Regions from separate parts of the Mus musculus genome. Here regions 1 and 2 are each linked to region 3. A link is a loop called in an ENCODE intact Hi-C map of the cell type or tissue named here. Cell type or tissue: left cerebral cortex. All regions are shown on one strand. Links, peaks and the distances in the headings refer to the core of each region. The heading gives the core; the rest is flanking DNA.

Region 1 (10,318 bases), core at 1,905-6,904, 810 kb before region 3:
CTTTCTCATCCCAGAGTCCCTTAGGCCAAGGGGCTTGGGCAACAGAAGCAAGAACCTTGACTGTGTCTGTGTGTGTGTGTGTGTGTGTGTTTGCTCAGGCTGTGTGCTGCTGTTCTAGGGGAGGGAGGGAGAGAAGAGGAAGAGGAAGAAACCGAGGAAGAGGGGAGGGTGCTAAACGTAAGCTTAGCCAGCTGGCTCTGTGGTTTCCATTCTCCCTTCTACCTCCAGCTTCGTGGGGGAGTAAACTGTCCCCTTTAAGTGACATTTTTCTTGTTCCATCCTGGCTTGGAAGATTTGGGCCTTGAAACCTGAAGGCAAATAAAACACATACTCTGGTCTGCCTCCTAAGAGTGGGTACAGGGTGTTAGGGGCAGGTACGATCACTAGTCAGGGAGCATGAGGTGGGTCAGATCTGACAGGTGGCCCAGCTTGTCCCCACACTGGCAGAATTTAGTTGCTGAGGACCCTAAGGTGGGAGGGGAGGGCTGGGTCCGGGGTGTGCTGTCCTGTAGGTTTGGGGGGCAGGGAAGGGTGGGTTCTGGGATTAAGGCTGGTCGGAAGGTGTGACACCACAGTTGGCTTCTAGTCTGGCTGGGTTTGGGTTAAAAGGCTGCAGAGCAATTCAGTCCCTCCCATTCGTGTGACGTTCTGAAAGGGGCCTCTGGAGTACACGGTGATTTTCACAGAGCTCAGCTATGGCAGGTCAAGCTGCTTTTGTCGAAACCCTAGGACGGGTCAGAGGTTGCTGAGTTCCCGTTCTGATCCTGTTCATACCACTCCTTTTCCTGAACTGCTCTGTGTCTTAGTCAGGGTTTGACTGCTGTGAACAGATGCCATGACCAAGGCAAGTCTTATAAGGACAACATTTAATTGGGGCTGGCTTACAGGTTCAGAGGCTCAGTCCATTATCATCATGGTAGGAAGCATGGCAGCATCAGGCAGGCATGGTGCAGGCAGAGCTGAGAGTTCTACATCTTCATCTGAAGGCTGCCAGGACAAGACTCACATCCAGGCATCTAGGACAAGGGTATTAAAAAGCCCACGACCATAGTGACACACCCACTCCAACAAGGCCACACCTGTTGGCATCAGGACCTCCCAAACCTATGACATCACATAGGCGACAGCGTGACCTGCAGACCTGTTGCCAACAGGCACCGTAGTCCCAGAATCCACTTGGCTCACCTACTACCTTTACCTGTGTTACATCATTTTCCATATAAATAAGGGGAACGCCCCTCCCCCCTCTCTTTCCCCCTTCTCTTTCTTTTCTGCCACCACTTTCCCCCACCCCCACCCCTCCCAATAAACCTCTCACATGTGAAACGGTTTGGGCCCAGTGTGCTGTGTAGAGACATGAGCAGCTATTTTAACACATCAACACCCACTCCAACAAGGCCACACCTCCAAATAGTGCCACTCCCTGGGCCAATCATATACAAACCATCACACTCTGTGTCCCACTTTTAATTGGAGTTAATAAAAGTACTTCCTACATAGAGTTTTGGTGATCAGAAAAGTATGTGACATGTTTGGTACCGGCCTGACACACCGACTGGGTGCCCTCCAGAAGGTGAATTTTTCTATCATTCCTCACCAACTCCAGCAATTTTTTTTTCACCAAGACAAAGGCAGTAGGTAATAGCAGATAAAGTAGGTGATATTTGATAAAGCTCAGCTTAAGACAGAATGAGCACTCTCAAAGGGTGCTCACTTGCAAACTTGTTTTTGCTGCTGTAACCAAACACTATAAGCTGAGTAATTTGTAAAGAATGAAGGCCGAGTCAGCTCGAGCTTCTGAAGACTGAGCAACTCATGGTAAGTGAGCCACATTGGTGACTTTCTGACTTGTGGAGACTGTGCAGTGTCCCAAGGACATCACATGGGGAAGACAGTCAATGTGTCAGAGAGGGCGGGCTGGTCTTTACAGCAAAGCCTCTCCCTTGGTGGCCCATCGATGTCTGAGTGAACTAACCTACCCTTCGTCTCCAAATGCCAGCTAGCGTGTCACTCAGAGGGGTAAGTCTTAACATCTGAATCGGTGGGAGTGGGGGTGGAATTAAAACTACTGCACATTCTACGTGGGAAAAGCATGAGTCAGGGTGGGTTCCCCATGGCCCCACGTATGCTTCTAAAGCATATAAACAAGACCTAGAAAAGCAGGTCAATTCCAGCAACTGGGTCCCAGAGCCCAAGCTTCTGAGTAGCACCTATTTATGAAGGGGTTTTCTGAACTGAAGACACTGCTAGAATGCTGGTTGTTATTAGACTAGTGGGGGCTGAGAGGAGAGTGGCTTTGTCTTTTCAGACTAACTGAGGGGATGTAACTGCTGCCTGGTCCTCAGTAAGCTGGAGTTCACTGTGCTACCCTGGGTAATACACTAGGAGAGAGGACATTACACAAGTGGAAGCTATGGGCCTGACCTGGACATCAACAAAATGCAAAGGCAGAAGGAACAAGGGTCTTCAGGTCCGTACCTCTCCACCCTTAGTGAAACATAAGCCACAGGATCTATCCAGATGTCCAGGTGACAGAAAGCATCCTGAGAGGCCAGCCAGTGTTAGGAGATTCATGTCTGGGTAGTTTAAATAAGAACGGTCCCCGTAGACTCATATATTTGAATACTTGGTCTTCAGTTGGTGAAACTGTTTGGGAAGGACTAGGATGTGTGCCCTTTTGGAGCAGGTGTGTCACTGGGGTTGATGCTTTGAGGCTTAAAAGCCCAGGCCATTCCCAGATGGCATTCTCTCTCTCTCTCTCTCTCTCTCTCTCTCTCTCTCTCTCTGCCACATGCTGTGGATGTAAACTCTCAGCGACTGCTCCAGTGCCATGCCTGCCAGCAGCCATACCCCTTGCCACGATGGTCATGGACTCTGACCCTCTGAAACTGTGAGCCACACATAAATGCTTTCTTTTAGAAGTTGCCTTGGTCCTGGTGTCTTATCAGAGCAATAGAAAAGTAACTAAGATGAGTTTTAAGTCTTTCTGCCGAGAGAGGCAGAGACATTTAAAATCACTTCATTAGGGAGAAGGATGGAAAAGCACACACTAACATGCAAAGTTTTTTATTATTTGAGTCAGAAAATGTTCTAATCAGTATTGTGCCCATGGTAGCCAGTGTCTTCCCTGACTGCAGTGTTATGATTCATCAGTCCTTGCCTGAACTCCAGACCTACATAATCAACTACCTATCTGACATGCTCAGTTCTCTGGGGTCTGTATTAACGTTGCTTTGTCAAGAGGACTTTTATGGTCCCCCTGAAAGGTAATATGTTATGTTTTCCATCCCCACATTTTTGCTGCTTTTCACATACTCTCTCTAACACTTGTATGTCTCCCTTTGGAACATTGTAGGCTCTCCTCTGATGAGTTTTATGAATTGTTTGTGGTGTATGTGTGTGCGCGCGCGCATGTGACCCTTTTATTCGCTATTGTTAAAAACAAGTGCTTTTGTATCCACTGTATTCATGTGTATAAATATCTGGTAAGTGAATGAATGAGTACCATAAAAAATGAGAGACCTGGACCCAGCATGACAGGCAGTCGCCACCAAGCCAGAGGACTTGCACTGGGTCCCTGGAACCCACACAGTGGAGAGAGCTGACTCTTGCAGGATGTCCCCTGACCTCCACATGGGTGCCAGCACACATATAATAAATAGAAACAAAACTGGGAAGACTCGGCTAATTCCATGACAGGCTTCAAATCGGCAGTTCAGGAGAAGAGGCTTAAATCTCTGTTTCCAAGAACTGGGCAAGTCCAGGCAAGTCCAGGCCTCAGAAGTTGCTCTAAAGGTCCCTCCAGGCATACCCGAGTTAAGCTGAAAATCTGGGAGCAGTTGCCATAAAGGTGAAGTTTTGGTTCAAGCTCCGACAGTGTTTATTGCCTGTCTAGAACTTGATTTCTAACAAACCGAAAGGGTGCCACCTAGTGACTGCCAAGGTTACTGGTAGAACTTCAAATTGTAAAACCAGAAAACAAAAACCCCAGAGAGGTGCCATATCCTGTAACGCCACACGGCGGCGCTGTTGTCCACTGCTGTGGCTATCATGGTCTTGCTGTGCCAGGTCCGTTATGAAACAGCTGTGGCCACCCTAAAATGCGTACAGAGACAAGTGTGAGACTTGCTGATTCATCAGATTGTATTGGTTTGTTAAATAGCAAATAAAAAAAATCTTTAAAGTAATGTTGCAACCCTAAATCTCATAACCAAACAGTAAGTTGATGTTTAAAACTTGCCCTACACCCTACAAAACATCATGATTTAGAATCAAGGTAGGAAAAGCTGAAAACTCCAAGGAAGTTCTGTCAGTATCAAGTGATCAATGATACATCATGTTAAATTAGCCCACACATCTCTGCACACAACCAAGCGCGTTTGTTCCCTCTATGAGGCATGAGGTTTAGGTAAAGGGCTGGAATGGAGAGATGGCTCAGCGGTTAAGAGCACTGAGTGCTCTTCCAGAGGTCGTGAGTTCAAATCCCAGCAACCACATGGTGGCTCACAACCATCTGTAATAGGATCCGGTGCCCTCTTCTGGTGTGTCTGAAGACAGCTACAGGCTACTCAATTACATACATGTAATAAATGAATAAAATTTTAAAAGAAAAGTTCCAGGGCCATTTGTTCTCCTGTGAGACTGACTGATCAGTTAAAAAAAAACAAATAAAAAGATTGTGAAGACGTACATGACACCCAGTGAGCCTGCAGTCAGTAGTGGCTTTTGCCCACGATTTTATATTACTGCCATAGTGTTATTTATTGCTGATTTAATATTATTAGTGTCATTCTTAACTGGGCTGTTTTTCTTTCTCCACCTCTTCTCGAGCTGACAATGCTTTCTTTCAGTATATACAGACAACACTAAAAGTGATTTTGTGGCGCTTTATTCTACGTATACAAGTGTTACATGGTTATTTTAGCTATATGGAAAATTTGTAAAATTTTAAAAGTTAATTCAGAAATCTAAGGTTTTGTTACTACACATGTGGTCTTACACAGTATTTCTTCACTAGTCTTTAGTGATCATATTGTGCACATTGCCATGTCTTTTAAGTGGTTTATAATAATTAATAATATATTATTCCTTTTGGTGATAGTCTCTCTTTTCAAAGAGGGAAGGAAGGAAGGAAGGAAGGAAGGAAGGAAGGAAGGAAGGAAGGCAAGCAAACATTTATTTATTTGGGTTTCTATGTGCAACCCTTCCTGTCCTAGAACTTCTATGTAGACCTGGCTGGCCTTAAGCTCAGAGATCCAGCTGCCTCTGCCTTGTGAGTGAAGAGGTTAAAGGCGTGTGCCACTATGCCCAACATCTTTAAATTTTATTAGTGTTTAAGATTATGTAAGGGATATGATATATACAAGAGTGCAGTGCCTGCCATGTCCAGAAGAGGGCGTAAGAGCCGGAGTTACAGGCAGTCGCGAGTCTATGAGTCTTCCGGTGTAGGTTCTGGGACCCCGACTGGTTTTCTTTAACAGCAGATTAGCAGCCGCCTTAACCTCTGAGCTCCCTCGTCAGCCCCCATCTCTTTTAAATATTCAATTGACAAAAACGTCTATACTTAGGATGAGCAACATACGCTGCGCTTTGTAGAATTTGAGGACGGGGTAAATCGGATTAGCACATGTGTATTCTGCCACACACACACTTGCCACTGGTGAGAACATAACACAGTCAGCCATTTCAAGTATACAGTGTATTGTTATTAAGTAATATTCACCCGGCTTTATAGTAGATTGCCCGCTCTTTTGTGACAGAAACCGGACGTGCTCTGACCAGCCTCTCCCTGACTCTCCATGCTGTTTCACGAACGGAACTGAGTCCACATGGAATGAGATCATGGAGGTCTGTGTGTTTCAGAGTCCAACTTGCTTTTCTACTTAGAAAAGCTGCACATTTCAACGTAGAAACTACTAAATAAGGCAGGCCGAGGAAAACGGTCGCTTCCAACCCCCTTCTCTAGATGTCATTCGCAATCAGAAGGCAGCTGCAGTTCACTATCATTTTTTTTTTAAATTTTGTGATTATTTCTCCAGGCATTACATCTTCATTCTGATTAATTATGGGGTGTCTTCTGCACTGGGTCCTCCCTCCATTGGATTGAATCTATTTAACTGAAGGGCCTACATGAAGTTCTACCAAACCAAGTATTTCATTTCATAGAGAGCTATCCCAGGGGCTGGCTCCGTCATGAATCTGGACAGAGCATGCATTCGGTTTGATGACCACTCCCTGATAAAGGCTCTGATCGTTGGTAAGAAGGGGTTCTGGGCGGGAGAAGCGGCAAGTGAGCCCACTCTTGCAATCAGTTCCCTTTCTTTTCTTTTTTTTCTTTAAAGATTTATTTATTTTATGTATGCCCCTACACTGTTGCTGTCTTCAGACACAACAGAAGAGGGCATCAGATCCCATTACAGAGGGTTGTGAACCAGCACATGGATCCTGGGAATTGAACTCAGGATCTCTGGAAGAACAGTCAGTGCTTTTAACCACTTAGCCAATCTTTCCCTTTCCTAGACAAAGGTTTTTGGGGAAGAGAAAGGAGAAGAAAAGAAGGGAGATTTGTTACCAGTTGGAGATTCAAAGAGCATTAATTCTCAGCAGACAAAACAGAACACACTATCAACCTCAATGAGATCTCTGAGCACTGTCCCGAGACCCCTGCTTTGTCTACAGGAGCTGTTCTCAACCCTTTAGAGGGTCAGCCCTTTCACAGGAGTCACCTAAGACCATAGGAAAACACAAATACTTACATTATGATTCACAACGGTAGCAAAATTGCAGTTAAAAGTAGCAACAAAAACAATTAATTTTATGGTTGGGGTCAGCACAGCATGAGGAACTATTAAGGTTGCAGCATTAGGAAGGTTGAAAGCCGCTAATACAGAAATCCTATTTTATACACCTGCCAGTGAACAAAAGTGGGGGAGGTGCCTCACAGGACTCATTCCTGTTCAGCCAAGAGTCTGAGCCTGGGCCTGCATGACCCCAAACTTCTGTCCCATAACCCTGCTGTACTCTCTCTCAAAACATGTGCTTTAAGTCACACTCAGGACAAGTCATTTCTGAATTCAGAGCTAGGAACTCCTTCCCTCACGTGAGGGCACAGGGGGAGTGTTGTGGGCTGTGTAATGGATGGTCAATGTCGGCTTGAGGGATTTAAGCATCAAGATGCTCATTCAAAAACATTCTCCCAGCTGGGCGTGGTGGCACACGCCTTTAATCCCAGCACTTGGGAGGCAGAGGCAGGTGGATTTCTGAGTTCGAGGCCAGCCTGGTCTACAGAGTGAGTTCCAGGACAGCCAGGACTGCACAGAGAAACCTGGTCTCGGAAAAAACAACCAACCAAACAAACAAACAAACAAATAAATAAACAAAAAAAACGTTCTCCCAGCACACAGTGCTGGTGGGAATGTAAATTGGCCCAGCCCCCTATGGTAATCAGCATGGAAGCTTCTCACAGAACGGAGAGCAGAGCTGCTAATGCAAGCAGCTTGTACATCCTGTCTGTTGTAGCATTATTCGTCACAGTCAATTACCAATCAATTGTCATGTCCACCAAAAGGGGGACAGATAAACAAAGTGTGGGATATGCACACAGCAGAGTCCAATTTAACCATACACAGAACCAGGTCATTTTCAGGGCTGGTGAGATGGCTCAGTAGGTAAAGGCATCAGCTATGCAAATTCATGAACTGAGTTCGATTCCTGGAACCTGCATGAAGGTGAACAAAGAGAGCGGACTTCATAAAATTATCCTCTGACTTCCACGTGTGACTGCGAGCACACACACACACACACACACACACAGGACTTGAAGGCAGAAGGACGATTGGGAAAGACAAGAGGGGAGGGAAGAGTAAAGAGAGGGTGGGGTGACAGATATGGTCAAAGGTACATGGTATCCTTGAAAACAGAAGCCAAAGCCCACGAAGCCCATCACTATGTACAATGGGTATTTGCCAATTAAAGTAAGATGTCCCCAAAAAGACCTAGGGGGAAGGTGACAGTCACTTAGTAAACTGAATTTTAGGATCAATGGTGATAATTAGGTGCTGGATTCTGCACTAAGTATAAACCATACATCCTGTCCCTTAGTCTAGGAGGCCGGAGAAATCGTATTATTCTTTTCACAGGAGGGATCTAGGATACAGGGATTTAACTTGCCAATAAGCATCAATTAGAATTCGAATGCAATCCCTTGTTCCCTTATTGGCCTTCCTCTAACCTCCCCCCTCTTCTTTATCTCTTTCTTTATTCCTGCCTCCCTTATTTTTCAACTCTAGTTTAATTCTCATTTTTTGAGAGCGACCCTAGTTTCCAGTCAAGACCTACTACGTTCTAAGGTGCTGCTAAAGGGTGGAATCTGAGAAAAAGAAATACGGTCGCTGACGCTAAACAGCATGCTTTGAGAGGCTTGTCTTGTTTAACTCTATAACACCCACGGAAGGCATGTTCTGCTACCATACAATTGAGGAACCAGCACCAAAAACTTGTCTTGCTGTTTTCTTCAGTGAGGTAGCCAGGGAAAGGTGCTCGGACTTCTGTAAGTAGTCCTCATGTTCCTGTAAGCAACTCTAAGGAGACTGAATAGGTCACATACACACACACAAACACACATACCACACACAAACAAACACACACCACACATCATACACCCATACCACACACATGCACACATGCACACACACACACACACACAAAGATGAATATAGAAGCGAGACTAGTTGGGAATGGGGAGGGAACAAGAGAGGGTAATGGAGATTGATGATAAAAATATATACAAGTATGAAAGTGTCATAAGGAAACATATAAATATTTAATGGAACAAAATATAATTACTTAGTGAACATATATAATTAATGTATAATTAACAACAAGTAATAAAATCTTGTCTCGTACAGAGGTAGATTGTTTTTCGGGATACAGTCAGGATCTGATCTAAGTTTAATGCTATCACTGATGGACACCTGTCTTTTCCTGCTTGATGCTCTTCTTTCCAGTGTGGTAGAGAAAATGTTGCTTTTCTGGCTAACATTCCTCAACTCCCAGCTGAGGAACGCAAGGGTGGCAAACTCTCAGTTATTTTACCCCAAAGCCCTGCTCATAGCCTCCTAATGATTCAGCAAGGATGGCCAGACAGGGAGGTCTCAGCCTGTCTGCTCTACAGTGCTGGGGTTACAGGCACCCACAGCCACGGCTAGCTTCTTACACAGGTGCTAGGGATTTGAACTCAGGTACTCATGTTTGTGGAGCAGGCACTCCTACCCAGTGAACCATTTCCCTGGCCCTGTGATAACCTTGGTCTGCTAAACAAAACCCAGACTTCCTAGGCTTATAGCCAAGCCAGCCACCAGGTGTGACTGTCCAGAGAGGTGACTAGCTATGTGCCAGGCGTTCTGAGACGCCAGGAAAGCTATAAGGAACAAGTCAGACCGGTTGCTGCCCTTATGGCAAACACCTTTGTTATTAAATCATTTCAAATGATCAATTAAATAATTATTAATGTGAATCAAATAGCTACCAAGCCTTCTGCAACCCAACCTCAGTAGGTTTCCAGCATTCTTTCTTATCCTCTTCCCCCCCCCACCCCCCGTACCTCTCTGGGACCGGTTCTGTTTCTGCTTCTCTACCATGAAGCCCTGCTAGGCAACTGTGGTCTGAAGGATCTTCCCTAGTTTGAGTTCTTAGCACTTATCCATTCAACAAATATTTAGAGAGTGACTTTTTGGAATGTTTGGTGAGTGACTCTTCATGAGGCTCTAAGCACTTGCTGGAGCATTAAATATTTAAATTGAGCAGGGCATTCTTTTTTTTTTTTCTTTTACTCTTAGGGAGCCAGGACTATTCTCATCTGCTCCTCCAGGGAGAAGAGGTGTGTGGAAATGGCCACGCGTGAGTAGGGGAGAAAAATGACAATTCAAAAAGCTGCAATCCATCAATAATTGTACGACTTGAAGACCCAGTTAACATCCTCCTTTCCAGTTTTCATCTTTGTAAAACCATTCTCTGTGCTTGAGTGCTTTGCCTGTGTGCGCGCCATGTGCATTCCTAGTGCCCATAGAGACCAGTCAAGTATGTCATTTCCCCTGAAGTTACAGGAGGTGCCATAGTGGGGGATGGGAACGGAATCTGGGTCCTCTGGAGAAGTCAATGCTCTCAACCACCAAGCCATCTATCTCTACAGCCCCTCCAGGGTGTGTGTGTGTGTGTTATCTACTTTGTAAGACTCCTTTCTCACACACATGAAAATTTTATTAAATAAAATATTTGTTTAAACACTATTTTCCCTTTCCCATCCTCTTGTAGGCAGAGT
Region 2 (10,318 bases), core at 3,044-8,043, 720 kb before region 3:
TCCAGCAGTTCTGCTGCAGCAGCTTACACTCCCCACCCCAAGGTGAGGCACATTTCCAATGTCGTGTTGAGTGGCATAGTGACAGGCACCCCCTTTAAAAGATCCTGGCTACCCCAAATCTCTATCTCCATCTCAGTCATTCTTTCTGTTTCCTGGTCTCTCTGTCTCTGTCTCTGTCTGTCTCTGTCTCTCATGTCTGCACTCCAAGATGGCCTTTTGTTCTCCCTCCTCCCTCAATAAACTTCTTGTGCTTGATCTGTTACATGGTGTGACTGTGTGGCTTTCCTTGACTCCAACCTGCCAAGATATCTTTTACAGCTTTATCCTGATACCACATATGTGCAAAATCGTATCTACACATCCACAATACACACATGAAAAATGGGGGGAAATTCCCTCACAGTTTAAGATAGTCGAGTGGCTTTTAACATGGTATAAAAAGTTCATAGATCTGGTTTAGATTTCTGCATTTCAGCTAAACTTTATGAAAGCATACCTTCATGAGTCTGGCTGTAGCATCAGAGAGGAATGCACACAATTATCTGAAAAAGCATTAAACCATTTCTGCCCTTTCCAACTTCATAGAATGAGGCCAAATAGAAGTTTCAACCAGAACAAGACATTGAAACAGACTGAATATAGAAATGGACATGAAAATTTAAGCATTTGCCTGTGAAGCCAAGCCCCAAGAGACAAACAAAAGTTTAAATGATGCAATTCTTCATAAGGTTTTGATTTTTTTGCCTTAGTTTGAAAATACTGGTTTTTTTTAAATTAAAATATGTTAAATATTTAATGGACTTATCATCATATTGAAATGAACTGGCAAATATTTTAAAAATATTTCTGTTTTATTTGAATAGGCTAGATAAAAATTATTAGTACAGACAAGTACATTTAGGGGGATTCTTCAGAAAGTTTTCAGAATATTAAAAATATGTGAAGTACCACTAGGTGGGGCTGATGAGAATAAAGAACAGATTTTTTTTTTCCGGGAGGTGGGGGAGGAGAGTGTGGTTGGAGTGAGGGAGAGATGGGATTAGACATGGTACATTTATAGTATGAGATTTCTTAATAGCAATATTTGTAGACACTATAGAAAAAAAAGTGATAGACTGGAGCCTTACTCAATAGGGTTTTTCACAACCTGAAGAAGATAGTGTATTGGACTTTGGGCTCTCTTTAATTTTCCCTGACAAAAGCTATGCACATTCCACAAAGAAGCTAAGCAGCTAAGCAGATTAAGCAGAAGGTGCAGGAGAGAGCCCAGTCTTCACTCTGTGCTAATAAGATGACAGGGACCTCTGGGGTTAAAAGGTAAAGCTCTGAGACATCTTTCTTGGAAGGAGTGCATTAGAGAGAAGCCTCCTTGCAGCTGCATCTCCTGCTCAAAGCTCCCAGGAAGCCAGCCAGGAGCCTGAGGGAGTAGCTGGGGTGGAGGCTGCTGGCTTACTTTGAGAGAGTCGGCTGGGTCTCCGAGTGACAGGATAGCATAGATACCTTCAACTTTGTGTGAGGAACTTCAAGTGGCGGGGGAGCATGGGTAACGAGCAAGAGCTGAAACTGGGGTCTGGCTCAATAAGTGGGTTCTCGGGCTGTCAGAAGAGTGGGCATCATGTACCTCTGGCCCTGTGGGCTGGGCTTTAGCTGTGTTCTCAGATATTTATCCACATGTTCATAGACACTTTAGCTAGGCACTCTGCACGGTGCTGCTGGGGATGCAGCCGATACTGGAACAGACGTGATTTTACTCGGCTTTGAGTTTGGCAGAAACAGAAGCCTGTCCTGATAGACAACCTCATGCCAAGCCCCCACCCCCAACTTTGAAAGTTTGCAAGGTGCACTCAGTGTGCTCTCTAAGATGTCACGAATGGAACTGGTGGCTCTTCCCCATGAAATAGAGATGGGAATTATGGCTTTGCAACGCTGACACAGAGTGACAGGGATGGTGTTTAGCCATGGTTGCTCTTTTTGTCCCCCCTCTGCTCTATCTTTTCTCCCCTGGTGCTTACTACGTATCTGTGAAGTGAAAGGCGCTGAGGTAACACAGCTTGAGAGGACTCACGACTCCAGCCTGCTGTACAAGCTAACTACACCTATGTGAACAGCAGGTTGTCATTGTCACTAGGAAGGACAGCAGAGGATAGGAACCAACTTTAGAACAAGATGGCTGTGATGGCTATTCCTGGTTGTCAACTTGACTACATCTAGTATGAACTACAATCTGGAAGTGGAGAGCACACCTGTGAATCAGATCTTGAGACATAGTGGACATGAAAAGCTTAGGCCCAGGTAAGGTAGTACACGCCTTTAATCCCAGGAGACAGAGGCAAGCAGATCTCTGAGTTCAAGGCTAGCCTGGGGCAGAGCAAGTTCCAAATCCAGGTGCGGTGGTACACACCTTTAATCTAGGCCATACCTTCTGATGGAGGCCTACACAATGACAGTGGAAGAAGCAAGTGTCTGTTCTTCCTTTTGCTTGCACTTACTTGCCAGCACACCTGTTGGAACGTACTTCTTCAGGATTCCAGTTTACACAGAAGACCAGCTGAAATACCTAGCCTCATGGGGCTGAGCAAGTACTAGATTCCCATTGTTGGGTTATTTGGACTGTAGACTGTAAGCCATTACAATAAATTCCCTTAATATATACATTCTATAAGTTCTGTGACTCTAGAGAACACCGACTAAGACGGCGGTCAATAGAAACATTCCGAGGATATGAGTTCAAGGTCAAGCTGTGGATGTTTAATCTTGGCATGATAGATATTTTTGGGACAGACAACTCTTTGCTTTTGGGGACCACCCTGTACACTAAGGACATTTATCAGCACCACTGGCTTCTAAATGCCACTAGATACAATAGCTCTCAAGTAGCTCTCCACTCATTGTGACAGTCAAGGATGGCTCCAGATGCTGTCCCTTGGGAGGCAAAATTACTTCCAAGTGAAAACTACTGGGGAAATCCATCAAGTAGAGCATACTGAGTTGTGTAGATTGCAGTAAGCTATTTTTACTTTAAGTAGATGTCACATATTTTCAAGCAGGGGGAAACACTGTATACTTTGCATTTTGAAAAGTGCATTCAGGGCTGGTGAGGTGGCTCAGTGGGTAAGAGCACCCGACTGCTCTTTTGAAGGTCCGGAGTTTAAATCCCAGCAACCACATGGTGGCTCACAACCATCCATAACGAGATCTGACTCCCTCTTCTGGAGTGTCTGAAGACAGCTACAGTGTACTTACATATAATAAATAAATAAATAAATCTTCAAAAAAAAAAAAGAAAGAAAGGAAGAAAGAAAGAAAGAAAGAAAGAAAGAAAGAAAGAAAGAAAGAAAGAAAGAAAGAAAGAAAGAAAGAAAGAAAGGAAAAGAAAAGTGCATTCAGATTGCAGAGTGGTGCCTGGAGCAACGTCGAGCTCATTGTGATCGGAGGTGGTGTGATCACTAATGTCAATCCTCAACTTGACACAACTTAGAATTACTTGGGAAGAGAGTCCCAGTAAGGAATTATCTACATTGAATTGGCCTGTGGATGGTTCTGTGCATGATTGTCTTGGTAAAGTTAATTGACATGGGAAGACACATCCACTGTAGGTGGCACCATTCCCTACACAGGGCTTCTGGAACTGTGGAACTGTGTGAGAGTGGAGAAACATGAACACATTCATTTCTCTCTGCTTTTGACTGTGTGCTATATGATAGCTGTTTCAAGTGCCTGCCACCTTCATTTCCCTGGTATGATGGGTTGTAATCTGGGACTGTGAGCTAAAAGAAACCCCCTTTCCCATTACCTTCTTCAGGGTATTTTTACCACAGCATTGGACTGGAAACAAGGAGAGGAGCCTATTTCAATTGTCTACCCCAAACTCAAGAAAGATGGCAGCTAAGGTTGGGGTGTGGACATCCAGAGATGGAGAGGAGGTGGCATGTAATAAACATTTTTGGTATAGGATGTCCAGGTCATGTTATGGCCTGGCATGGCGACCTCACCCTTAAGCAAGTCTCATGGTGGCTCCTTTGTTGCCTGGTTGAATGGAAGCATTGGCTCAGGGGTTGAACTTCAAACCTGGCCACACATCTGCTTGCTAGGAGCTCTCATAAGAACTTGTTGTTGGGACTACCATTTGGTCTATGAAGGGGCAAACGGTGAGTACTTCTGAGGTAGGTTTCCCTGTCGTCTGTGATGCTTGTTGATGGCATAGCTCATGAGCACTGATTCCATGCAGGAAGCTCAGACACGTGGGGAGAGCAGCAGTGGCTGATAGATGAAGGCTGATCTTGGTCTCAGATGCTGACATCTCACATTGAGCTCTCAAAAGCCACTGGACATGCAAATCCAGTCAACAGGACTGAAGAGATAGCTCAGCACTTAAGAACACCAACTGCTCTTGCAGAGGATCCTGGTTCAGTTTCCCACCCTCAAATGAGTTTACAGCTGTCTATAACTCCCATAACTCTAGATTTAGGGAATCCAATGCCCTCTCTTGGCCTCCACTGCTACTGCAAGCATGTGGTGCCCAGACAAAGATACACAACATAAAAGGAAACAAAAAAAGTCTAGTCAGCATCCCGTCTTCAGCCCATGTGTGTATAGGAGGTGGAGGTTTGTGGGTGGAAGGATAGCTAAAACCTCAGGAAAGGAACAAGCTCCCTTATTGATTTGAATAGCATCTGATCATGGTGACCAATGAATCCTGACCATGACCAAAAGGTGAAGAGTAATTAACAGGCACTGGGGAAGGAGACTGGAGTGGTGTAGTAAGAGTCTTGAGTGTTAGAGGAAACTGTGTGAACAGACATGAAAAACTCTGGCCAAGAACCAGAGGCACAAGTAAGGCCTGTTTGTTGGTTTTTAATTGCACAGACCATGGCTGCCAGGATTTTAAATTGTAGGTCTGTGAGCATGTAATTAAGTGAGAAGCCCAGTTGGACCGACTGGGACACCAAGTTGTTGATGCAGCTTGTGAGAACGGTCTTCTAATATTAGAATTCAGGTTCTGAGCTGTCTATGCCACCAACTCTATTTTACCTCTGGACCTCTAAGTTCCAGGTATGAATAACCAGCCCCTTCCGAGTGCTTTTCTGCTGTCTGTGTGAAAAGGCTTGTCTGAGGCTTGATGGTGCTTGCTTCTGAGATGTTCAGTAGAACATTTTCTTGATGTCAAACACAGATCTGTCATCTCAGCTCCATCATGAGCCACCCCCGTCACTCCGGAGGCTCCGGTAGTCTCTTCTGCCACAGCATTCTAGACGTAGGTGTGAATGCAGTAACTATGTTTTTTGCTCTGTAAAAGGTCTGAAGACAACCTGGGAGTGATGTCTTAGACTTGGAACCTCAACACTCAGTAAACTAAGACAGAGAATTCAAGAGACTAGCCTGAGCTACACAGTGAGTTTGAGATCAGCCTGGCCTGCATAGCAGGACCCTGACTCAAACAAGAATACGCAAAATCTGGTGACTCAGCTGCTGGGTATTGTTAGGAAATGAGAGACCCTAGATGTGAGGCCCACAGCTCTTTCTGGAATAACCCCTAGGCCCCTTACTTTCCTCTAGCTCACCTTCTTCTTGTCTCCACATGTATTGCCCCCCCCCACTCCCCTTCAACAGGACTCTGTGCTGCCTCCCCAGCCTTTCCTTCTGTCAGAAGTGTAAGTCTACCATGCATGTTTCGTGGATTGGGAGGAGGAGCCCTGTAGCCCAGGTAACCAAACTCCTTGTGAAAGGGCAGGTGACTGTTCACTTTTCAAGTCATGGGGAAAGCATTTGAACTTGGCAAATACACTTAGTGGACTATAATGGCCTGGAAGGGTTCTGCCCCTCCCACAAAGTGAGCAATTTCCTCCTTCAGCTCTGCCTGCACAGGCCCATGACATCATAACGACCCCGTGTGCGTTTATCTGTAATTATTTGGAGTGGCAGCCAGCCCTTTCAAGAGGTTCTTTGATCCAGTCCTAGAACACCCTCAAAGGTGGGTGGCCAGATGGAGGTCATCTTCCCAGAAGACAGGAACCAAGGCAGACAGCCTTGGGGTACACAGCAGGTGGCAAAATTGACCTAAAATGAAGACCAAGTGAGTGCAGCCTTCTGGCCATCTCCTGACCCTGCATTCTGTCAGTTTAGGCTGTGCAGCTGCCCTAGCAGGTAGAGAAATTTGTGAGAAGGCCAGTGAAGGAAGGGATCTGTCAGAGTTGGTTAAATATCTGTTCTGGCTTGGGGATCAAGAAGTATTTACCCTGGATACCTCGGGTGCCTCGGTTTCAAATATTCCGGTTGCTAGCACTACTACCCCTCGCTTTGTTTGTATGAAATTAGTCTTGTTATGTAATCCAGGCTGGCCTAGAATTTAACAATCCTCCATCGTCCACCTTCTCAGCTCTGTGATTATACATGTGTGCCAGCACATCTGGCTCTCAGCCTGCTTTATTTGATCACGCACTTACATTTACTTAAAAATTACATCTTTTTTACACTGTGCGTGTGCATGTGTAGGTAAGAGGATAGCTTGCAGGAGTAGGTCTCTCCTTCCATCATGTAGGCCCTGAGGCTTGAACTCGGTTTGTCGGGCTCGGTGGCAGGCACCTTCGCTCACTAAATCATCCATCACATACTTTTCAAACTTATGCTCTGACCTGAGGTCTGAAAAGCGTTGCATCCCAATGATTTACACCTGAGATCCTTGCCCCTCTCCTGGCATCTAACTTGGAGTCCCTTGAAGCCTTTCCTGGATGATCTACCCAGTCACAGGGGCCTGTGGGCTTTGTACCTGCGATGAGGCAGCACTGGAGTTAGATCACAGCTTTTAACACCACAGTGTACACAGTACGACTTTACCTCCTTGGCCCCTCCCTGTACTCTTCACCTAGCAGTGGTGGCCTCTAACTCCGTCCTGGTACAGTTGTCCCTCTGTCAAGATCCTCAAGAGACTGTCTTGAAGATTCCCAAATCTACAGATGCTCAAGTCCCCTCATACAAGGGTGTAGTATTCGGACACAACCTATAACATATTCCTGTATATTAGGTCTCCTGATTTATAGTACCTAATCCCGGGAAAATGCTGTGTGGATAACTGTTATCCTGCGCCGTGTGAGAGAACAACTCTCTACAAGTTCAATACAGTCACGCTATTCCCCTCATGTATTTTTGATCTGAGCTTGTTGGGATCCAGGATCGAAGGTGCAGAACCCCCCAATATGGAGACTGGCTGAACCTGGTGCGTGCCTTGGGGTCTTAGCACTCAGGCGTCTCTTTCTCTGGAATGTTCTTTCTTTGGGGAAAGAGCAGGTTTATGTGCTGGCATCATAGCCTTCCTGGGCCTTGGCTCGGTCTCTTCCTGACTTGTTTTTAGGTTGCAGCCATCCCATCACCCATCAAGCATCTTTTCCACTTAGGATTTGCTCATGACTCTTTCTCTAGCATTTCATGATCATTTATAGTTTCCGTTCATTGCCCGGCATCCCCAAATTCAGTGTAAGCTCTACAAGGGTAGGGTTTTGGTTTGCTTGAGTTTTTATTTTTTACTTCTAGCTATGTGCATATCCATGGCAGTTAGAAAAGGACACCAGATTCTCAGGATCTTGACAGACAGTTGTGAGCTGCCAGATGTGGGTGTGAGGAAATATACACAGGTCCTTTATGGGGATGGCATGTGCTGTCAACCTCTGAACCGTTTCTGTGGCTCCAAGAGCAGAGGTTTTGTGATTTTATTTGCTGTGGTATCCCAGAGTTCAGAACAGTGATGGGATCCTTGGAAGAAGATTATCAAATGTGAATGGACGTAGGTTTGAGCAAATGACTGAGTTTGTATTGTCCCTTGCTTCTAAAAGGAGGGATGAAAAAATAAGCAGGAAAAGTACTGTAGATTAAAAAAAAAAAAAAAGATCACTAGCACAAGCCCAGGGCTTACTCAGTGTTTTGAAATGCAGTGGGCGCTTTGCTTGGATTTCCTTATTTAATAACCTTTTATCTTTATTTCACAGACAAGGAAGCTGAGGCTTAAAAAACTGGAGTCACCTTTCAGGGTCATGAAGGAGTCAGGTCCATTTCCGTCTAAGACTCCTTTGTTTTGTTTTCGACACAGGGTTTTTCTGTGTAGCCCTGTCTGTCCTGGAACTCCCTCTGTAGACCAGGCTGGCCTTGAACTCACAGAGATCTTTCTGCCTCTGCCTCTCCAGTTTGGGGATTAAAGGCTTTGACTACCTGGTCAGGTAGTCTTCTCCAGGATGTTTTGTTCTCAAAACTTACAGTTTAACCCTCCGTGATTGCCCTAAGTCATCTGGTGGGACAGATCTACAGGGTCTGCCTACTCTCCTCTTCTGTGAGCTCACCCCTCCATGGAAAACATCCTGGAAGTGTCCCTCACCTGGAGAGGCAGGGTGTGGTGGCAATAAGATGGGTTGATTGTTAGAAAGGTTTTCTTGTCCCTAATTTACTTGTTATCTAGACAACTGACCACCTCCCCGCTCCTGCAGGCTGCTGTGTTGGAGCTATCCCCGAGCTCCAACGCCCTGCCACAGGCCACCTCACCTCAAGAAGAAGCCTGGCCCTAGGCCATGGCTTGGACCACTCTGCTCCACAATTTAGTCCAACCTGAAGGAAGTGTTAGGGTCCCAGAGTGGCTCACAAACCACACAAACACTGATCTCAGTCAGACAGGGATGGTTTACTGAATGCACACCCTAAGACTGGTTGATTTAGAGCCGTAGAATGTAGGGGCTGAGGCTATGACGCCAGGCCAGTTTATAAAGGAACAATCCACAATGAGCCCATATGCAGGTGCTGAAAGTGCTGCCTAGTGGTTGGTTCTGACTCAAGTTATTTTGACTAGCCAGTTCTAATTGACCTTTATTCTGATTGGTCCTAAGTGGCGCTTGCAGTTGTTGAATTTCAAGATTAACAAACCTCAAAACATAGAGAACATAGATAAGGTAGGTTGTCAGCATGACCCTGCTCTGAGTCAAGTTATCTTTCTGCATTAATGACGGACAGGCATATTACAGCAACAATATGAAATAGCTGGTGGGCATGGAACAAAATGGATACAGCTATGCCAGGGAGGGCAGGGAGGAGGGGCGGACCTCAACAGGACGACTGAGCTTCCCTCTCCCACACCTCTGCAACTTGAACTCCGGGCTATGGATTTGAGTGGGAGGATGGCAGAGGCGAGTCTAATCTCGTCTCTAAAATGACACCAAGAAAATGAATGGTATTGAGGCCGAGGCCTTCCCACCCTTCCAGGAGAGGCCCAGTACAGACCCAGAACACCTCAGGAGTCTGTGTCAGAAGGGCCTGTGCCCTTTAGCCCCCTTCCAGCCTCCTGCCGAGGGTCCTAAAGACTTACTTATTTGTTGGCCCTGAAATCATGTCACTTCAGTTACAAGTTCTAAATTAGAAAATCTTTTTCCTCCTTGAATAAACCAAACTACCCAGAGGCTTAGATATTTTTCCCATTCATTCATTCATTCATTCATTCATCCGTTCAACTGCCATAATTAGCTAGGTCTTGACAATTTAAATTGTCAATTGACAACTCAGGGGGGGAGTGTATTTATTTCTTAAAGCTCAAGAACAATTTACATTAGAGTTTAAAAGAAAAATCACACTGTAGGGCAGGCAAGCTATAAATCCTGGCAGCTGCCTGGAAGAGGGAAATGGAGAAAATAGAAAGGGCCCTGCCTTTTGGAGATGGACAAGCAGCCACATGGCATCTGGGAGGTAGCTTCTGAGAAAGGGTGAAAAAACCCCAAAGAACCAGAAAGAAGAGTAACTAACATAGACTCCAAAGAGCCTTAAAAAAGCAAGAGGAGGCCGGGCAGTGTTGATGCATGCCTGTAATCCCAGCACTTGGGAGGCAGAGGCAGGCGGATTTCTGAGTTCGAGGCCAGCCTGATCTACAGAGTGAGTTCTAGGAACAGCCAGGGCTACACAGAGAAACCCTGTCTCAATAAAAAAAAAAAAAAAAAAAAAAACCAAACCAAACCAAACCCAAAAAAAAAGCAAGAGGAGTTATCGTGTCAAGTGTTCCGGAGAGGTCCCATGGACAGCAGGAAGTTCAATGTGGTCTCTCTCTCTCTCTCTCTCTCTCTCTCTCTCTCTCGTCTTTTAGTCCTTACATAAGAACTATTTTCTGAGCATCCCCACTGCGCCTCTTACGGACATGGCAGCCACGCCATTTATATTCTGAAGCTCATTGAAGCCCTCTACAGTTTGAATGTCCCTCCCCAAGGTGAACTTTCATTACAAGCTAATTGTAATTGTGATTACAAGCTAAACAGTTGACAGGTGATAAAGGTTAGGACAGAGTCATGTCATTTCTGGG
Region 3 (10,318 bases), core at 2,596-7,595:
TTCAGAAATGTTTGCTACGATTCCCTTCCTACAGAATATACTAGAAGGCTAGTTTCAGAAAATAAATATAACTGGGAAGATAGCTACATAAATACTGGTAGCAAACATTAAGCAAAATTCAACTATAAACTTTAGAACAAATGATGGCACTGGAGAGATGGCTCAGCGGTTAAGAGCACTGACTACTCTTCTGAAGGTCCTGAGTTCAGTTCCCAGCACTCCCACCGCAGCTCACAACCATCTGTAACTCCAGTTGCAGGTGATCTGACACTCTCTTCTGGCCTCTGAGGGCACTGCAGGCATGTGGTACATATGCAAGCAGGCAAACACTCTTACAAATAAAATAAAAATGAATTTGTTCTCTTTAAAAAAAAAAGACCAAATAATGGTTATAAATAATAGAGAAGGCTGAAGAGATGGCTCTGGGGTTAAGAACACTGGCTGCTCTTGCAGAGGTTATGAGTCCTAGCTCTGTCGACACAAGATGAAGCAATAATCACTCATTCAACAGCAGTGAACTGAGATCTCCAGAATAAGATCTCTAAATACCATTCCCATTAGAAGTAATTCTGAGGCAGGAAATTTTTTAAAAATCTGAAATATTTAGTGGTACTAGATAATAAGGAAACTTTCAAAAACTACTAAGACTGTCCCCAAAAGACTCAGGTGTCAAAACCCACTCACAAGAAACAGACCTTATGCTCCTTCCAATATGCTTGGTATACGGTAGTCAGTCCTGAGAAAGAAGTGTGTGTGTGTGCGCGCGCGCGCGCGTGTAAAGTGGGGGATGAGAGAAAGAGAGAGATGTGTGAGAGAGAGAGAGAGAGAGAGAGAGAGATATCAAAAATAGGCCTAACTATAAGCAGCATAGAAGACAGAGAGGCTTGTCAAGCAATGCAATGAAATCAGCAAAAAGTTGGAGCAGAAATAACCTACTCAAGAACAGAGAGAGAAACAGAGAGACATAAAGTCATGGAACCTATAGCTGAAAGGCTGCTAAAAGCCATGTTGACCAATCACAGGCTATAGCTCTTTCTGAACCTTGATCCAAATAAACCCGGAAAATACTCTAAGATAGTTAACAAGGTGCATGCGCTCAGCACTGATGACAACTGGGAATTATCAATTTACTTGGGTGTAAAATTAGTGTTGGGCACTTTGTTTGCAGGACATATGAGAAACCAACCTGAAAACTTCCTCCCTCTGGAGAGTAAGGTTCCATGAAGGTCGCCAGGAGGGACCTTAGCACTGAAATACCAATTGGCAGACAAGTGTGCCCTCTGGTGCAATAATGGTATAGAGGTTATGGGAGACAAGTGTGCCCTCTGGTGCAATGATGGTATAGAGGTTATGGGAGAGAATGACAAACCACCTTCTTTCTGGATCTGCGGCCTCCTCCACAGAAAGGAAGTCGTGTGTGGTAAATCTGGTTGGGTGCCCACAGGTCAGGACTGCACAGGCAGCAGGGAGAGGTGCTGTTCTTTTGCCTTGTAAATATTTAGGATTGGGCTGAGAGGTGATTCGGAGATTGAAAACACTGGCTACTCTTCTCGAGGATATGGGTTTGATTTCCAGCACCCACATGGTGTCTCAGAAGCCTATGCAATCCTAGTCCCAGGGGATCCACCACCATCTTCTTGCTTCCCCCAGCACAAGGCATGCATATGGGGCACAGACATACATGCAGGCAAAACATTCATACACATAGAAGTAAATTAAAATGTAGTGTGGCGGGGGGGGGGGGGGGTATAGCCTTAGATTAGTGAGAGTCTCAGTATTGGTCAGATAAGCCTCTTCGGCAGTAAGGGGTCGATCCTATAAAGACTCACACCTAGTCAAAGTACTGAGAATGGGTAGATATAAGTGCCCAACCCTATGTGGGGCAGCTAACGCAATACACCCATTGCTCAGGGAAAAAAGGGCAGGAAGAATGCAGAGGCCAAAGGATGGGGAGAAGTGCTGTGACACTCAGTCCTGGATATGGCATGGCTACTGCACTCAGACCCTCACGGAAGCTGCATTTACCTGTGCAAGACCAAGCAGCAAGACCAGCCAGCATGCCAGAAAGCTACAGAACTGTTTACTAAGAATAATTAAAAAAAAAACTTTATAACAGTAGAAGACAGAAAAGTGTGAAGAGCACATGTTGGGAGGAGGGTGTCCAGGGGGAGTGGGAAGGGTGAGTTGGGTGAATATAACCAATGTGTACATGTTATGAAACTGTCACAAATTAATACATACATACATACACACACATAGATAGATACATATATACATACATACACAGATAGATAGATAGATACATACATACATACATACATATATACATATATATATACATACATACACAGATAGATACATACATATGTAGATACATACATATATACATACACAGATACATACATACATACACACAGATAGATACATACATACATACATATGTACATACATACATACATACATACATGAGAGATAGATACACAGATAGATATATAGATACGTAGATAGATGAAAGAGAGAAAGAGCGAGAGAAAGAAAGAAAGAAAGAAAGAAAGAAAGAAAGAAAGAAAGAAAGAAAGAAAGGAAAAAAGAAAGAAAGAAAGAGAGAGAGAGAAAAGGCTGGAGTAGTAGCTACAGATACATACATATATACATACATACATACATACATACATACATACATACATACATACATATGAGATAGATACACAAATAGATACATAGATGAGAGAAAGAAAGAAAGAAAGAAAGAAAGAAAGAAAGAAAGAAAGAAAGAAAGAGAGAGAGAGAGAGAGAGAGAGAGGGAGGGAGGGAGGGAGGGAGGGAGGGAGGGAGGGAGGGAGGGAGGGAGGAAGGAAGGAAGGAAGGAAGGAAGGAAGGAAGGAAGGAAGGAAGGAAGGAAGATAGGGCTGGAGTGGTGGCTCCACATTCAAGAAGACCTAGGTACAGTTCTCAGTACCTACATGGCAGCTTTCGGCCAACTGGAACTGCAGTTCCAGTGGTTCTAACAGCTTCATCTCACCTCCACAGGCGTCGTGCAAGCAAACATAAAATTTTAAAAATAATAATTTTTAAATGGATAGATAAAAGACAAAATTTTTAAATGGTGTTGAGTTTTTCAGGTCTTTAACTTGTAGAGGTGCATAATAGAGTATTTGCAGATAAAATGACAAGACTCCGATTTGCTTGGAAACAAGGGGACCAGAAGGGTTAAGTGGTGTGCAGAGGGAACAAAGCTGAGCATCAGTGGTACCAGAGGCTGAACAGTGGGCAGAGTCTAATAAATCCTTCTCTGACAAAAAGCCCACCGAATGCAGGTAGGAGGAATCCTGGTCTGTGAACGCCTCTGAAGAGCAAGCTTCCACGATCAGGGATATTCCAGTTACAACATGGTGTTCCCGGCGTCTGCTGATGGGCTTGCATGGAGACAGAGTTCTATCTATAACACATCAAGGCAAGGCGTCATGTACACCCAGGAGCTCAAGATCCAGACCCTGGGTTCCACCTTCACCTTTGTAGACTCTCCTTCCCATGTTGCAGATTCTGCTGCTTGCTTTAACGTTAACCCTTGCTTGGTTTCTCTCTCTCTCTCTCTCTCTCTCTCTCTCTCTCTCTCTCTCTCTCTCTCTGTGTGTGTGTGTGTGTGTGTGTGTGTGTGTGTGCTATAAGCACATGTGTGCGTATGCACATGCCCGGTAAGATGCAGAAGATAAAGGAGGGCAGTAAGGTGTCCTCTATCACTCTCAGCATGTTTCTTTGAGGCAGGGTCTCCTCCTGAACCTAGGGTTCATGTTTTCTCAGCTGGGTTGGAAGCCAGCCAGTCCCAGCAATCCTCATGTCCTCCCCTCTTAGGAGCTGGGGTTATAGGTGTTTGTGCGGATATCGGCTTATTACATGGATGCTGGATCTTAATTTTTGTCCTCCAGAGCAAGCACCCTTAACTACTGAGCAGTCTCTCCAGACCTGGTTCTGGTTTCTATGAAATTTTGCTGCTGATGTTTGCATTAACCCACTATAGAATAGGAATTTGCATAAATTGCTGAATACCTAATTTAATTAGCACAATAAGCATCCCTGAAATGTAAATGGTCAATAAAGAAAATACACAGCTCAGTGGCCACACCCCTTTCCAGGACCTTGTACCCTCACTTCCGCCTCTCTGACTTCTCCAAACTCCAGCCTCAGGAGCATCGTGACCAGTGCTGGCAGCCATAGCTCTGTGCCAGCCGTGCGGAAGCACAGATGAGCCTTGGCAGCGAGACCCAGCTTGTGACTGGCCAAATGAGGTCTCAGGGCGGGTTCAGTGTGAATTACTGCAACTATCTCCAAGCAGCTGGGGATGCAGGTAAAGATATGTCTAAGACTTGAAGAAGCCTCGGGCTCGTTTTACTGCCTGCTAACTCCCACCCACCCAACATCCCGAGCTTTCCAAGCAAGTCTCAGGAAATGTATCCTAAAGGGACAGGAAACAAAGAGGAGGGAAACTAGCTTCATTTTGGAAATAGGAAGAGTGTGTACAAGCAAGGAAGGTTACAACACTGGTGAGACCCTAGTGAGATTCCCCGAAATTTAAAAGACAAAGGAATCCATAGCACTGCAGTACTATAGAGCCACTGCAGAGGTTCTCAACCTGGGCCGCTTTGGATCACAGATCCCACACTTACATTATGATTCATAACAGTAACAAAATTACAGTTATGAAGTGGCAGCAAAGTGGTTTTATGGTTGGGGGGTTACCAGAAGTTGAGGAACTATATTAAAGGGTCTCAGCTTTAGGAAGGTTGAGAACCACTGGCCAACAGCATTCACCTTAACAAAGAGTTGTCCGTCCAGACTACTTCTCAAAACCGCCAAGGTTGAGAAATCCTGGGGCTGGTGAGATGGCTCAGCGGTTAAGAGCACTGAAGGCTCTTCCGAGGTTCTGAGTTCAGATCCCAGCAGCCACATGGCGGCTCACAACCACCCATAATGAGATCTGATGTCCTCTTCTGGTGTGTCTGGAGACAGCTACTTATGTATAATAATAAATAAATCTTTGAAAAAAGAAAAAGAGAGGTCCTATGAGAGACAGGTGGACATAGAAGCCAATCAATTGGGGCTTCAAACCAACTCTGCCACTGTCTTGTTCTGGAACCAATTAGATATTGCTCCTCACATCAGTTTTCGTAATTGTAAAATTGGACTAATAGTAATTATTTCACACAGTCGCTGTGAGAAATAAAAAGAACACAATATGTTAAAGTTCCCAGCACACAGTTGGTCCTCAGTAAGTGAAAGGGGGTCCTTAAATGAGAACAGAAGACATCCATATTCTTAAAGGGATGGGTAAAAGAGTCCTGCAGTGCAGAAGAAAATTGAACTATGCAATCAAAAGATGTATGCATTATTTCAGGACTACTCTGGATAATGGGCATAGAGTATAGAAAGGAAACTCTAAAAGTTGTTTAACCACAGTGCATTTACTTGCTAAAGTTGAATTGTACTTATAACAACTATTTTCTGCCAATGTTCTTCCTCTCAAAATATTACCCTGCCCCTTAGCCCCTGAACACCATTTACGACGCCTCGAGAAATCCACCCATGGGGCCATGCCGCCATCTGGTGGCAGAATCGGTAAGTGCAGCTAAGATTTTTATTCATTGGTGTGTGGCATGTGCACCATGCATGTTTAACAGCATCTAAGCTACAGAAAACAAATTCACACTCAGTTTCCCGAAACTGAGGACACCTTGGGCCTTTCTCCGTGGTTCAATACATGTTTAGCTAGAGCACAGAGCTCTCTTATTGTTTAGTCTGGTTTTTTTCTTGGATGTTTCATTGATTTTTTTTTATTAGATAATTTATTTACATTTCAAATGTTATCCCCTTTCCTAGTTTCCCCTCCTAAAATCTCCTATCCCCTCCCCCCATTCCCTGCTCCCCATCCCACCCACTCACATTCCTGGCCCTGGCATTCCCCTATACTGGGGCATAGAACCTTCTTAGGACCTAGGGCCTCTCCTTCCATTGATGACAGACTAGGCCATCCTCTGCTACATATGCAGCTAGAGCCACAAGTCCCACCATGTGTTTTCTTTGATTGGTGGTTTAGTCCCAAGGACCTCTGGGGGTACTGGTTAGTTCATATTGATGTTCCTCCTATGGGGCTGCAAACCCCTTCAGCTTCTTGGGTACTTTCTCTAGCTCCTTTATTGAGGACCCTGTACTATGTCCAATGGATGGCTGTGAGCATCCACTTCTGTATTTGCCAAGCACTGGTAGAGCTTCTCAGGAGACAGCTGTATCAGGCTCCTGTCAGCAAGCTCTTGTTGGCATCTGCAATCGTGTCTGGGTTTGATGGTTGTTTATGATCCCCAAGTGGGGCAGTCTCTGGATGGTCCTTCCTTCAGTCTCTGCTCCGAACTTTGTCTCTGTAACTCCTTCCATGGGGTATTTTGTTCCCCCTTCTAAGAAGGATTCTGAGCTTCTGGGCTAATATCGGTGAGTGCATATCATGTGTATTCTTTTGTGATTGGGTTACCTCACTTAGAATGATATCCTCCCGGTCCATCCATTAGTCTAAGAATTTCATAAATTCATTGTTTTTAATAGCTGTGTAATACTCCATTGTGTAAATGTACCACATTTTCTGTATCCATTCCTCTGTTGAGGGACATCTGGGTTCTTTCCAGCTTCTGGCTATTATAAATAAGGCTGCTATGAACATAGTAGAGTATGTGTCCTTATTACAAGTTGGAGCATATTCTGGGTATATGCCCAGGAGTGGTATTGCTGGATCTTCTGATCAAACTATGTCCAATTTTATGAGGAACCGCCAAACTTATTTCCAGAATGGTTGTACCAGCTTGCAGTCCCACCAGCAATGAAGAAGTATTCCTCTTTCTCCACATCCTCACCAGCATCTGCTGTCACCTGAGTTTTTGATCTTAGCCTTTCTGACTGGTGTGAGGTGGGATCTCAGGGTTGTTTTGATTTGCATTTCCCTGATGATTAAGGATGCTGAACATGCCGGGCATGGTGGTACACGCCTTTAATCCCAGCACTCGGGAGGCAGAGGCAGGCGAATTTCTGAGTTCAAGGCCAGCCTGGTCTACAAAGTGAGCTCCAGGACAGCCAGGGCTACACAGAGAAACCCTGTCTCAAAAAAAACAAAACAAAAAAGGATGTTGAACATTTTTTTAGGTGCTTCTCAGCCATTCAGTATTCCTCAGTTGAGAATTCTTTGTTTAGCTCTGTATCCCATTTTTAATAGGGTTATTTGGTTTTCTGAAGTCCAACTTCTTTCATTCTTTATATATACTGGATATTAGCCCCCTATCAGATTTAGGATTGGTAAAGATCTTTTCCTAATCTGTTGGTTGCTGTTTTGTCTTATTGACCGTGTCCTTTGCCTTACAGAAGATTTTATGAGGTCCCATTTGTCGATTCTCAATCTTACAGCACAAGCCACTGCTGTTCTGTTCAGGAATCTTTCCCCTGTGCCCATATGTTCAAGACTCTTCCCCACTTTCTCCTCTATACGTTTCAGTGTCTCTGCTTTTATGTGGAGTTCCTTGATCCACTTAGACCTGAGCTTTTTACAAGGAGATAAGAATGGATCAATTCGAATTCTTCTACATGCTAACCGCCAGCTGAGCCAACACCATTTGTTGAAGATGCTCCTTTGTCAAAGATCAAGTGGCCATAGGTGTGTGGGTTCATTTCTGGGTCTTCAATTCTGTTCCATTGGTCTACTTGTCTGTCGCTATACCAGTACCATGCAGTTTTTATCACAATTGCTCTGTAGTACAGCTTTAGGTCAGGCATGGTGATTCCACCAGAGGTTTTTGTTTTGTTTTTTTTTATCTTTGAGCAGAGTTTTTGCTATCCTAGGTTTTTTGTTATTCCAGATGAATTTGCAAATTGCCCTTTCTAACTCTGTGAAGAATTGAGTTGGAATTTTGGTGGGGATTGCATTGAATCTGTAGATTGCTTTCGGCAGGATAGCCATTTTGACTATATTAATCCTGCCAATCCATGAGCATGGGAGATCTTTCCATCTTCTGAGATCTTCTTCAATTTCTTTCTTCAGAGACTTGAAGTTCTTCTCATACAGATCTTTCACTTCCTTAATTACAGTCACACCAAGGTATTTTATATTATTTGTGACTATTTTGAAGAATCTTGTTTCCCTAATTATTTTCTCAGCCTGTTTATCCTTTGTGTAGAGAAAGGCCACTGATTTGTTTGAGTTAATTTTATACCCAGCTACTTCACTGAAGTTGTTTATCAGGTTTAGGAGTTCTCTGGTAGAATTTTTGGGGTCGCTTATATATACTATCATGTCATCTGCAAATAGTGATATTTTGTCTTCTTCCTTTCCAATTTGTATCCCCTTGATCTCCTTTTGTTGTCTAATTGCTCTGGCTAGGACTTCAAGTACTATATTGAATTAGTAGGGAGAGAGTGGGCAGCCTTGTCTAGTCCCTGATTTTAATGAGATTGCTTCAAGTTTCTCTCCATTTAGTTTAATGTTGGCTACTGGTTTGCTGTATATTGCTTTTATTATGTTTAGGTATGGGCCTTGAATTCCTGATCTTTCCAAGACTTTTATCATGAAGGGATGTTGGATTTTGTCAAATGCTTTCATCGCACCTAATAAGATGATCATGTGGTTTTTGTCTTTGAGTTTGTTTATATAGTGGATTACGTTGATGGATTTCTGTATATTGAACCATCCTTGCAACCCTGGGATGAAGCTTACTTGATCATGATGGATGATCGTTTTGATGTGTTCTTAGATTTGGTCTGCGAAATTTTATTGAGTATTTTTGCATTGATATTCATAAGGGAAATTGGTCTAAAGTTCTCTTTCTTAGTTGGGTCTTTGTGTGGTTTAATGAACAGAGTAATTGTGGCTTCATAGAATGAGTTGGGTAGAGTACCTTCTGTTTCTATTTTGTGGAATAGTTTAAGGAGTATTGGAATTAGGTCCTCTTTGAAGGTCTGATAGAACTGCACTAAACCCATTTGGTCCTGGGCTTTTCTGGTTGGGAGACTATTAATGACTGTTTCTATTTCTTTAGGGGATATGGAACTGTTTGGATTGTTAATCTGATCCTGATTTAACTTTGATACCTTGTATCTGTCTAGAAAATTGTCCATTTCATCCAGGTTTTCCAGTTTTGTTGAGTAGAGGCTTTTGTAGTAAGATCTGATGGGTTTTTTGTTTGTTTGTTTTTTTGGTGGGGGGGGGGTTGGGTTTTTTTTTTTTTTTTTTTTTTTTTTTTTGGATTTCCTCAGATTCTGTTGTTATGTCTCCCTTTTCAGTTCTGATTTTGTTAATTAGGATGTCGTCCCTGTGCCCTTTAGTTAGTCTGGCTAAGGGTTTATATATCTTGTTGATATATAAACCCTTCAAAGAACCAGTTCCTAGTTTGGTTGATTCTTTGAATAGTCCTTTTTGTTTCCACTTGGTTGATTTCAGCCCTGAGTTTGATCATTTCCTGTCATCTACTCCTCTTGGGTGAATTTGCTTCCTTTTGTTCTAGAGATTTTAGGTGTGCTGTCAAGTTGCTAGTGTATGCTCTTTCTAGTTTCTTTTTGGAGGCACTCAGAGCTATGAGTTTTCCTTTTAGGAATGCTTTCATTGTGTCCCATAAGTTTGTGTATGTTGTTGGCTTCATTTTCATTAAACTCTAAAAAGTCTTTAATTTCTTTCTATTTCTTCCTTGACCAAGTTATCATTGAGTAGAGTGTTGGTCAGCTTCTATGTATAAATGGACTTTCTATTATTTATTTTGTTATTGAAGATCAGCCTTAGTCCATGGTGATCTGATAGGATGCATGGGATTATTTCAATATTTTTGTATCTGTTGAGGCCTGTTTTGTGACCAATTATATGGTCAATTTTGGAGAAGGTACCATGAGGTGCTGAGAAGAAGGTATATCCTTTTGTTTTAGGATGAAATGTTCTGTAGATATCTGTTAAATCCATTTGTTTCATAACTTCTGCTAGTTTCACTGTGTCTCTGTTTAGTTTCTGTTTCCAGGATTTGTCCATTGATGAGAATGGGGTGTTGAAGTCTCCCACTATTATTGTGTGAGGTGCAATGTGTGCTTTGAGTTTTAGCAAATTTTCTTTAATGAATGTGGATGCCCTTGCATTTGGAGCATAGATGTTCAGAATTGAGAGTTCATCTTGGTAAATTTTACCTTTGATGAGTAAGAAGTGTCGCTCCTGGGGGACTTTTGAGATAGCATTGGAAATGTAATTGAGGAAAATACGTAATAAAAAAATATATAAATCTGAAAAAAAAAACAAAAAAAAAGTGTTGCT

What was found. Hi-C counts contacts between places; a loop is a spot of excess contacts. Peaks named below come from ENCODE experiments on the same cell type or tissue, not always from the same donor. Only the 100,000 strongest peaks of a DNase experiment are listed, where the experiment ranks them.
Region 1: it touches region 3 in a loop (5-fold over the local background); 12 of 42 quality-filtered maps call a loop at or near these places.
Region 2: it touches region 3 in a loop (2.8-fold over the local background); 6 of 42 quality-filtered maps call a loop at or near these places.

What each region holds. Positions count from the first base shown.
Region 1 is chr12:81,782,543-81,792,860 of GRCm38, reverse strand. It overlaps Gm46366 (a long non-coding RNA gene), which reads left to right and starts at 1,771. Exons shown (of 3, transcript XR_001780649.2): 1 at 1,771-2,019; 2 at 9,837-9,897; 3 at 10,312-10,318. It overlaps Gm30706 (a long non-coding RNA gene), which reads left to right. Exons shown (of 7, transcript XR_001780652.1): 7 at 1-431. In left cerebral cortex, for the core only: CTCF peaks have their summits at 3,981 and 5,400 (motif pointing right); a DNase peak (open chromatin) is centred at 4,003.
Region 2 is chr12:81,693,737-81,704,054 of GRCm38, reverse strand. No RefSeq gene overlaps it. Among named protein-coding and RNA genes, the nearest start is that of Ttc9, 68 kb to the right of the region's middle. In left cerebral cortex, for the core only: no CTCF peak of the experiment used is centred there; a DNase peak (open chromatin) is centred at 5,211.
Region 3 is chr12:80,977,803-80,988,120 of GRCm38, reverse strand. No RefSeq gene overlaps it. Among named protein-coding and RNA genes, the nearest start is that of Slc10a1, 15 kb to the right of the region's middle. In left cerebral cortex, for the core only: a CTCF peak has its summit at 5,599 (motif pointing left); a DNase peak (open chromatin) is centred at 5,606.